2 separate regions of the Homo sapiens genome follow, and region 1 is linked to region 2. Evidence: chromatin contacts called from ENCODE Hi-C or POLR2A ChIA-PET data. All regions are on one chromosome and are shown on one strand. The core of a region is the stretch at or near the end of the contact, and the rest is flanking DNA. Distances in the headings are between cores, read along the strand shown.

Evidence for each region. Hi-C counts contacts between places; a loop is a spot of excess contacts on that map. ChIA-PET counts read pairs that join two places held with the same protein, here RNA polymerase II (POLR2A).
Region 1: a map of HepG2 shows a loop between it and region 2 (11-fold over the local background). The contact joins the promoter of TIMP2 here to the promoter of C17orf99 in region 2. A Hi-C loop is called at or near these places in 1 of 168 maps with a recorded cell type or tissue (HepG2). POLR2A ChIA-PET finds 5 or more read pairs at or near these places in 2 of 52 experiments (activated T-cell and naive thymus-derived CD8-positive, alpha-beta T cell).

The regions. Positions count from the first base shown.
Region 1 is chr17:78,922,349-78,926,739 of GRCh38, reverse strand. TIMP2 (TIMP metallopeptidase inhibitor 2) reads left to right here and starts at 1,353. Exons shown (of 5, transcript NM_003255.5): 1 at 1,353-1,781. The coding sequence starts at 1,652. RefSeq lists an enhancer at 3,124-3,193.
Region 2 is chr17:78,144,467-78,148,853 of GRCh38, reverse strand. It overlaps C17orf99 (chromosome 17 open reading frame 99), which reads right to left and starts at 2,469. Exons shown (of 5, transcript NM_001163075.2): 1 at 2,410-2,469; 2 at 1,943-1,975. The coding sequence starts at 2,446. RefSeq lists enhancers at 1-12, 1,227-1,446.

The sequences.
Region 1 (4,391 bases), core at 104-2,603, 780 kb before region 2:
ACCCGGGCTTTTTTTTTTTTTTTTTTTCTTTTGAGATGGAGTCTCGCTCTGTCCCCCAGGCTGGAGTGCAGTGGCATGATCTCGGCTCACTGCAAGCTCCGCCTCCTGGGTTCATGCCATTCTCCTGCCTCAGCCTCCCGAGTAGCTGGGACTACAGGCGCCCACCACCAAGCCCGGCTAATTTTTTGTATTTTTAGTAGAGACGGGGTTTCACTGTCTCTACTAAATGCTAGCCAGGCTGGTCTCAAACTCCTGGCCTCAAGTGATCCTCCTGTCTCGGCCTCCCAAAGTGCTGGGATTACAGGCGCAAGCCACCGTGCCCGCCCTGATTCTTCCTGTGTCATTTTCCTGGGCTTCCCTCTCCCTAGCTGGACTGCAAACACTCTGGAATGCTGACCTGAGGGCTGGAGTGCTGACCTGAGTGCAGCAGTGTCCATGGAGCCCCACGGGGCACACACCAAATGTACAGGGTGGGTGCCCACAGCCGGGCACAGGCAGGTTCACAGCCAGGAAGCCCGCCTCACCACCCTACACATGTTCATCCCTTCATATGCCTGGGTCTTTCCTGGAACACAAAACTGTTTTGGGAAAAGTCCTTCGGCTCCCACATTTGTGGACTAAGAGAGGAAACTGTGAGCGGAACCCAGCCAATGCCTCTGCTGCGATCCTACTGGCTCCTGGGCGCCTGGGCCCACCCCCGTCTCTTGTTGGCTGGTCAAAAATATGGCCAGTTTATATAAAATCCTGTTTTGTTCACAGTAACCACACCCCCCACCCCCCAACTAAACTGGCCAGGCGCACTTAAAATTCTAAGGCCTCCATTTGAAAAAGGGATCCTGTCAGTTTCTCAATAGGCCACCCGCCCACAGAAACGGGGAGGTGGCGACAGGGAACGGCCCCTGCTCCAAAGGACACCCCTTGGCTCGCCCCGAGGCTGGGCTCGAAGGGACCCCGGGGTGGCGGGGGACGGAGCAGCGTAGCCCTCCAGAGTCGAGCTGAAGGGGAAAGGGTAGCGGGTGGGTCGCCTGGTGTCCTGGAAGAACGGGGCGCGAGTCCCCCGCGCTGAGTCAGGGACCCCGGGCGCAGAAGGCCACGCAGCGGGGACCGGGGTCGGGGGGCTGGGGGCGTCCGGGGACCCCCGCGCGGGTGCGGGTCGCGGGCGCCAGGTGGTGCGGGAAGCCCCCGACGTGCCAGGCCGGGCACAACAAAAGCGCGGGCTGGGGGGAGGCGCGGGCGGAGGGGGAGGAGGGGGCTGCTGGGAGCGCCCAGAGCCTGCATTGGCCGCCAGCCACCGGGAGGAGGAGCAGAAAATCCTCCGAGCGCAATAAAACTGCGGCCCGGCCCAAGCCCGCAGCAAACACATCCGTAGAAGGCAGCGCGGCCGCCGAGAACCGCAGCGCCGCTCGCCCGCCGCCCCCCACCCCGCCGCCCCGCCCGGCGAATTGCGCCCCGCGCCCCTCCCCTCGCGCCCCCGAGACAAAGAGGAGAGAAAGTTTGCGCGGCCGAGCGGGGCAGGTGAGGAGGGTGAGCCGCGCGGGAGGGGCCCGCCTCGGCCCCGGCTCAGCCCCCGCCCGCGCCCCCAGCCCGCCGCCGCGAGCAGCGCCCGGACCCCCCAGCGGCGGCCCCCGCCCGCCCAGCCCCCCGGCCCGCCATGGGCGCCGCGGCCCGCACCCTGCGGCTGGCGCTCGGCCTCCTGCTGCTGGCGACGCTGCTTCGCCCGGCCGACGCCTGCAGCTGCTCCCCGGTGCACCCGCAACAGGCGTTTTGCAATGCAGATGTAGGTAAGGAGCGGCGACCCCAGCCCCCGCGCGGGGCCCCACCTCCCCCGCGACCCCGAGGGTTCGCAGACGCCCCGCCCGCCCGCCGCTGGCCGAGGGACCCCAGCGCCCGCCTCCTGGTCCCTCGGCGCCTTCTCGAATCCTGCAAGTGGACGCCCAGAGCCGACTTTCTTTCCCCCCTCCCTCCTCTCCCTTTCTTTCCCTCTCTTTGCCGAGATGCGTCTCAACCTCAAAATTCCACCGAAATTCCGCCGCAGCTCCAGCCCCAGGAAAGGGAGCCAGTTTGGCTTTTGGCAGGCGGCGCGCCCTGGGATGCCAGCGCTGGGGGCGGGGAGCGTGGGGGACACGGCGTGGGGGCGGGGGGCTGGAGGACTGGGGACCCCAGGAAGAAACTTTCGCAGATAAGGTGGGAGTTGGGCTTCTCTGGGCTTGGGGCTGGGTGGGGAAGGGCTTCTCTGCTGGGGCTTCTCCCACCAGCCCCATTTGGGGGCTCCCCGATCAAGCCAGGGTGGGATGGAAGCCCGCCCTACCCGAGGCAGGTTCCACAGGCCCAGAGGGGCAGGTGAAAAAGCCGGTGGCGTCTCCTGGCGTGGCTCCTTGCTTGCGCCCTGCCCAGGAGGCCCTGCAAACTGGCTGGGCAGGGACCGGGACCCCCGAATGTTCCGCTTTTTCGGGACGTCCACAAAAGCTGGAGACTTTGGTGACCGGACCCGGCACGTGGGACTGTGCTGCTGCTCAGATTCCCCAGCAAATACCCATGACCTCCGGACTCCTAGCCCCCAAAAGACAGGCGCCATGGAGGGAGGCAGGAGGGGCCCAGTTATTTGTTCTGATCCATGGAGGGGGAGGACCAGCAGAAATGGGAGGAACCCGCTGGCTCGAAGTTTCCACCCTGGTCCTGCACCTCAAGCCTCTGCAGCCCTGGTGCTGGTCAGCATGGTTTTCCTGGGGCAAGTCTGGCTACACGGCAGGTGGTCTCGGAGCCCCCTGCCCTCCTTCCTTCTTATGTCTGAGTCTCAGTCGAGTGACCTGTCCAGGGCAGATGGAGCAAGGCGGGGGCCCCCTCACCTGCCCAGAGTGGAGGTGGGACTTTCTGTTTCTCCTGCTGTCAGCCACGCCCTTCCCATACCCCGCCCACGGCTTCTTGCCCCACCCCGGTTAGCCCTAGGAGCTGCGTGCCCAGCTGGGGAAGTTTTCAGTTGCACCAATCTATTGAGATCACAGGTCTCAGGTGGCTCAGGCCACCTGGGCGGAAGGCTTGGTGTGTGCCTGTGTCAGTTTCCACAAAACCCAGTTTGGGGGAAATGAGGTCTTTTCTCCAGTTTAGCCTTGGTGCTCAGCAAGATTTGTGGGTGAAGGAGAGGTTCCTTTGATGAGGGAGCCATAATGGGCCTTTCTCTGGGGGTCCACGAGGAGTGCAGGCCTGTCCAGGCTCCTTGGCTCACCAGCACGTGCTGGGGCAGGATGTAGCCAAGGCCCAGAAGGAGGCTGTGGATAAAAGGACCTGGGAGTTGGATTTGTAGGAGTTGGGCCTTGGGACCCCTCCCCCTCCCGCCCCCCCCCCCACCCCGCCCCACACACACACTCCTCAGCTGTGTGGGAGAATGTCCAGGCAGCCACTCTGTCCTTGCTTGGCATAAGTTAAGGCGGCCACTGAGCTGGGAGCTGTTTCTGCGTGGGGTGTGGATCCAGGATGGCAGAGGGTGGAGGGCTGCAGTGCGTGCCTCCCGCCTCCTTCATGCTCAGCGCAGCACTCTCCTCTTCTGGGTTGCCTGGCATTTGTGTCTAAATCTTTGCATCAAAATCATCCTGTAGCTAAAACTTTTCACCCCATCCCGGCTCAGAGGCCCAGTCAGATGCCAGAGTTGCACTGCAGAGCTCAGGGCATTCGCTTCCTGTGGCCGCTGTGACAAACTACCACAAATGGGAGGGCTTAAAAGAACAGGAATCGATTCTCTGTAGCTCAGGAGGCCAGAAGTCTGAAAAGGTGTCCACAGAGCCAGTTCCTTCTGGGGGCTGTGAGGGAGAATCTCTTCCAGGCCTCTCTCCTTGATGTTGCTTGGTTCCATTTTCAAGGAACACATCACTTCCATTTCCGCCTGTCTTCACATGGCCTTCTCTCGTGTGTCTCTGTGTCCAAATTTCCCTGTTCTTTTTTTTTGGAGAGCAGGCTGGAGTGCAATGGCGCAATCTCGGCTCGCTGCAGCCTCCGCCTCCTGGGTTCGAGCAATTCTCCTGCCTCAGCCTCCCAAGTAGCTGGGGTTACAGGCACCTGCCACCACACCCGGCTAATTTTTTGTATTTTTAGTAGAGACAGGAATTCGCCATGTTGGCCAGGCTGGTCTCGAACTCCTGGCCTCAGGTGATCCGCCTGCCTCAGCCTCCCAAAGTGCTGGGATTATAGGCGTGAGCCACCGCGCCCGGCCAAATTGCCCTGTTCTTCTAAGGACAGCAGCCATTGGATTTAGGGCCCACCCTAATCCAGTATGACTTCATCTTGATAGATCAACAAATACTCTATTTCCAAATAAGGTCATATTCATAGGATCTGACTAGATGTGCATTTGAGGGGGGACGTAATTCAGCCCATACACCAGGCTGCCTTCTCTTATT
Region 2 (4,387 bases), core at 1,220-3,719:
GACCTCGGCCAAGGGTAAATCAGATTGCGTTTTCCCCTCCAAACCTCCTATGGCTGCGCCCCACAGGGCCCTCCCCGGCCAACCCCACACCATGCCTCTGACCTCATTCAATACCCTTTGCCCCTTGCTTCCTGTGTTCTGGCCACACAGGGTCCCTGCCCAGGTACTTCCTGCTCGGTCGGCTCCTTCGGGTCCTTGCTGCACGGCCCCTTCCCAAACTCCACCCTCCCCTGCAAATGCTGCCCTCCTTCCCCTACCTACCTGGTGTTCCCTTTCCTTCTACCCTGCTTGCTTTTCTCTAGAACATTCTAACTAACATACCTTAGAATGTGCTTTTTTTGCTCTGCCACCCAGGCTGAAGTGCACTGTTAATGATTACGGTTCACTGCAGCCTCACTTCCCGGACAAGCAATCCTCCCACCTCAGCCTCCCGAGTAGCTGGGACAACAGGTGCACCGCCCACCATGCCCAGCTAATTTAAAAAAATATTTTCTTTATACAAAAAAATCAGCTGGGCATGGTGGTGCATATCTGTAATCTCAGCTACTCAGGAGGCTGGGTGGAAGAATCCCTTGACCCCAGGAGGCAGAGGTTGCAGTAAGCTGAGATCGAGCCATTTTCTTTTTTTTTTTTTAAGAGATGGGGGTCTCACTGTGTCGGTCAGGCTGGTCTTGAACTCCTGGGCTCAACTGATCCTTTGGCTACAGCCTCCCAAAGTGCGGGATAACAGGCATAAGCCACTGAATGTTCTTATTTTTATTATCATCTGTCCCCCCAACCCCCACTAGAATGTAAGATACAGGAGGGGTTTGTTTCAGTGCCTTGCCACATTCTCAGGGCCTGGAATTGTGCCTGCAACCAAACAGGTGCTCAAGTATTTGTTGAATGAATAAATGATTTATCAGTCAGTCTCTTAGGAGTTTAGTTAGCAGGACTTGGTTGGCAAGAATCAGAGAAGTCGGGAGCCAGCCAAGAGGGGGAGGCGGAACTGCCCTGCACAGGTACTTCCCGGAGCCCCAGCTGCCTGCTCTCTTTTTAGCAGCCACACCAACAATGTATCCGTTTTTAAAGCAAATGAGGAAATAATGGTTCAACCTGGGCCTCATTCAAGTGAGAATGGCGTCATCATTACCCTGTACCTGCCCTTTAGCAAAATAGAGGGGGAAGGCCCTGCTCTGTAACCTGATGGCCTAGCAACAAGGGGCAAGGGTTAGTTGGGACAATATAGGGAGGTGACTGTCCATCCTCACCTTAATGGACATGAGGGGAGGGGAGGGAAGGATGGGGCAAGAAAGTGCAGGCAGAAAGATGGAGCAGGCAAAGATGAGGAAGCAGGCCAGGCTAGGGGCTGTCAGGGACCTTCCCCAGCGTCCCCTCCTCCCTGGTCCTGTACCCAGCTGGGTCCCAGACACTCTCCACTCCCCACCTGCCTCTATAAGGAAGGCAGCCTCGTGTATGTCAGGCCCCTGGGGGAGCCTTAACTTCACCATCCTCTCACGGCCCTCCTCCTGGTCAGAGAATCCCAACCTCCCAGGCCCCACCAGAATTCCCCAGCCCTCCACGGGGCCTCGCCCACCGGGCAGAGCTGTGAGGGTCTCAGGGGGGGCTTCTGCTCCCGATCAGGGACCTGGGGCAGAGTGATGAGGATGCACCTGCCCAGGGAATCTTCCCTCCAAACAGCCCAGCCAAAGGCTGGAAGCTGAGCAACTTCCCTGCCTGTGTGCCCCGGAGGTCCCCACACTGGCCTGCTTGGCCTGCCCATCTCCATCACTCCTAGGGCCCTGCAGGGTGAAGAGAGTGTTCCAGAACTGTCCAGCCATCCTCCAGCACACACCTCCCCACTAGTAACTCCCTTCCCAGCCGAGGCGCCCTCCACCATGGGGGTTCTGACACCAGGGTCCCAGCTGGGGGACTTCTCCCTGCAGCAGGCTATGCCACTTACCTTCCTCCCGTGCCTTGGAGAAGCTGCTGGCAGCTGTAAGAGAGGTAAGGGCGATAAGGAGAGGGCCTGGTGTGGAGGGGAGACCAGAGACAGCCTCGAGACCCACCTGCTGAAGCCAGGAGGGAGGAGCAGGCTGATTCTTGGTAGTGAGGCCCCAGGACTCAGCTGGCACCATCACTCACAAAAGCTCTTTTGCGCCCCTCCCCCCACAACATCGCCTCTCATCCGCCCATTTCGCAGATGGGTAAGTAGTGAGCCCAGAATGGTGCAGAAATCCCTGGACCACATATACAGCAAGTTTAGGGGCTGGTCCGAGACTCAAGCCCAGATCTTTCCCTCTCTGTCCATGTTTCCAGAGGTGCCCTTCCTTCAGGCCTCATCTCTCCTGTGCTCCCAGTACCCCCACCTGAGCCCAAGACCTCAAGGCCCCAGCAGCAGCCCCACCATCACGTCCCTGGTGGACTCACCCAGCACGGCCAAGCAGAACAGCCCAGGGAGCCCCATGCCTCGGTGGGTGTAGGGCCTCTGCTCGGGCAGTGAGAACCTCCTAGTTCCTGGCCTCCCCCACCCTGAGGCCCCTGGGATGCTCCCTGGGTGGGTGCCTGCAGTGGGGAGATAACCTGGAGGCCGCAGCACCCCAGGGCCTCAGCTACCAGGGCGGGGCCCAGAGAGCCCCGGCAGGCCCGGTACAGCAAACTCCCCCTCAATCCCCAGAGAAGTGGAAGGAGTTTGGACCTTGAAGCCAGACCAGGGCTTAGACTCAGCAGTCACCTCTGAGCCGCAGGATCCCGGGCTCACGTGGTGGGCAGAAGGTGTCCATGCTCCGCGGGGCACAGTGGCTCACACCTGTAATCCCAGCACTTTGGGAGGCCTGGATGGGCGGATCACCTGAGGTCAGGAGTTCGAGACCAGCCTGGCCAACATGGCGAAACTCCATCTCTACTAAAAATCAGCCGGGCGTGGTGGCGTGCGCCTGTAATCCCAGCTACTCGGGAGACTGAGGCAGGAGAATTGCTTGAACCCAGGAGGCGGAGGTTGCAGTGAGCCAAGATCACGCTACTGCACTCCAGCCTGGGCAACAGAGTGAGATTCCATCTCAAAAAAAAAAAAAAAAAAAAAGATGTCCACGCTGTAACTTCTGGAGCCCGTGAGCACCATGCTACGCGGCAAGGGGAATGAAGGCTGTGAGTCTTCTCATTTTGAGAGGAGGAGCCCGTCCTACATGACCCAGGTGACCCTCATGTAATCACTGGGGCCTTTCCAAGCAGCTGGGGACCTGCTGGGCTGAGAAAAGGCAGCCCCACCCATGATGGTTCACAGCCGGGAGGCCAAGGCTGCACCCAGCCCCAGAATGAAACCCCAGACCGACGAGGCCCCTGGTCCTGGAGTGTGATGGGTCCTGGAGTCCTGGGTCCCGGAGCGTGGTGTGCCCAAGCACCGCCCTTCAGAAGTCCCTCAGGCCCCACTGAGGGTGGTGGGAGGTCACATGGATGGTCATTCCCCAGGGAACTGGCCCCAGTGCTGGCCTTGGCCAGCAGCAGACCCAGCTGCATCGCAGGCAGTGTGTGTGCAGAGTTCAGCCACAGAGCCTCCTGCACATGCAGGGAGGGTGGGGGTGAGCAGGGCCTCCCAGAGCCCCGAGGCCAGGGCTGGGGCCAGGCATTCCCCGGAACACAGAGAGATGTAAGGGCGCAAGGGATTGAGGCTGGGGCCCTGCCAGCTCCGCTGTGGGCCACTGCACCCGGCTTTGTGCCCAAGCTCAGCCTGGGGCTGCTGGACCAGCCTGTCACTTTCTGGCCCGGCTCAGTTTCCCACACTTTGTGTGGGGAATGCCTTTTCTGGCTGCCTCCTTCAGGAATATGTCCCCTGCCACCAGGTGACCATTGCCTCCTGTGGGAGCTGCTGCCACCTGTGGCTCCTGACCGGTCAATCACACTCTCTGCCCCTGGGCACCGTCCAGGAGTGAACACCTGACCAAGGGAGGCCACTCACAGCCCCGGCCCAGCTCTCCTCTCAGCCTTTCCCAGGCACTTGCTGCACCGGAGGCCTGGGTGTGTTGGGAAGCTGGTCTGAGGGAGTGGCCCTGCTGACCAGGGAGTGGCCAGAAGGATGGTGGGGAGGCAGGTGCAGGTGTCCTGGAGGTCACTGCAGACTGGCTCTGTTGACCCCTCGGTGGCCCCCTCTCCCAGCTGGCATGAGTCCGTTTCTGCACCTTGCTACCCATGGTCCCGGGGATGGAGGCTGCCTCCTGTGCACCCACCGGCCTCTCTGTTTTCGGTTTCTCCCAGCTGGGGAGCAAGAGCATTTTCTCTTAGTTTCTTAGTAAAACTCCCTTCCCTTCCCAAAGTCTGTTCTCACTTCTGCTGAAGGCGGGTGGGGAAGGGAACTGAAGACTGAAGGGAGCCAGAGGTCACTGGGGAGCTGGCTGGCTGCCCAGGCCCTGGG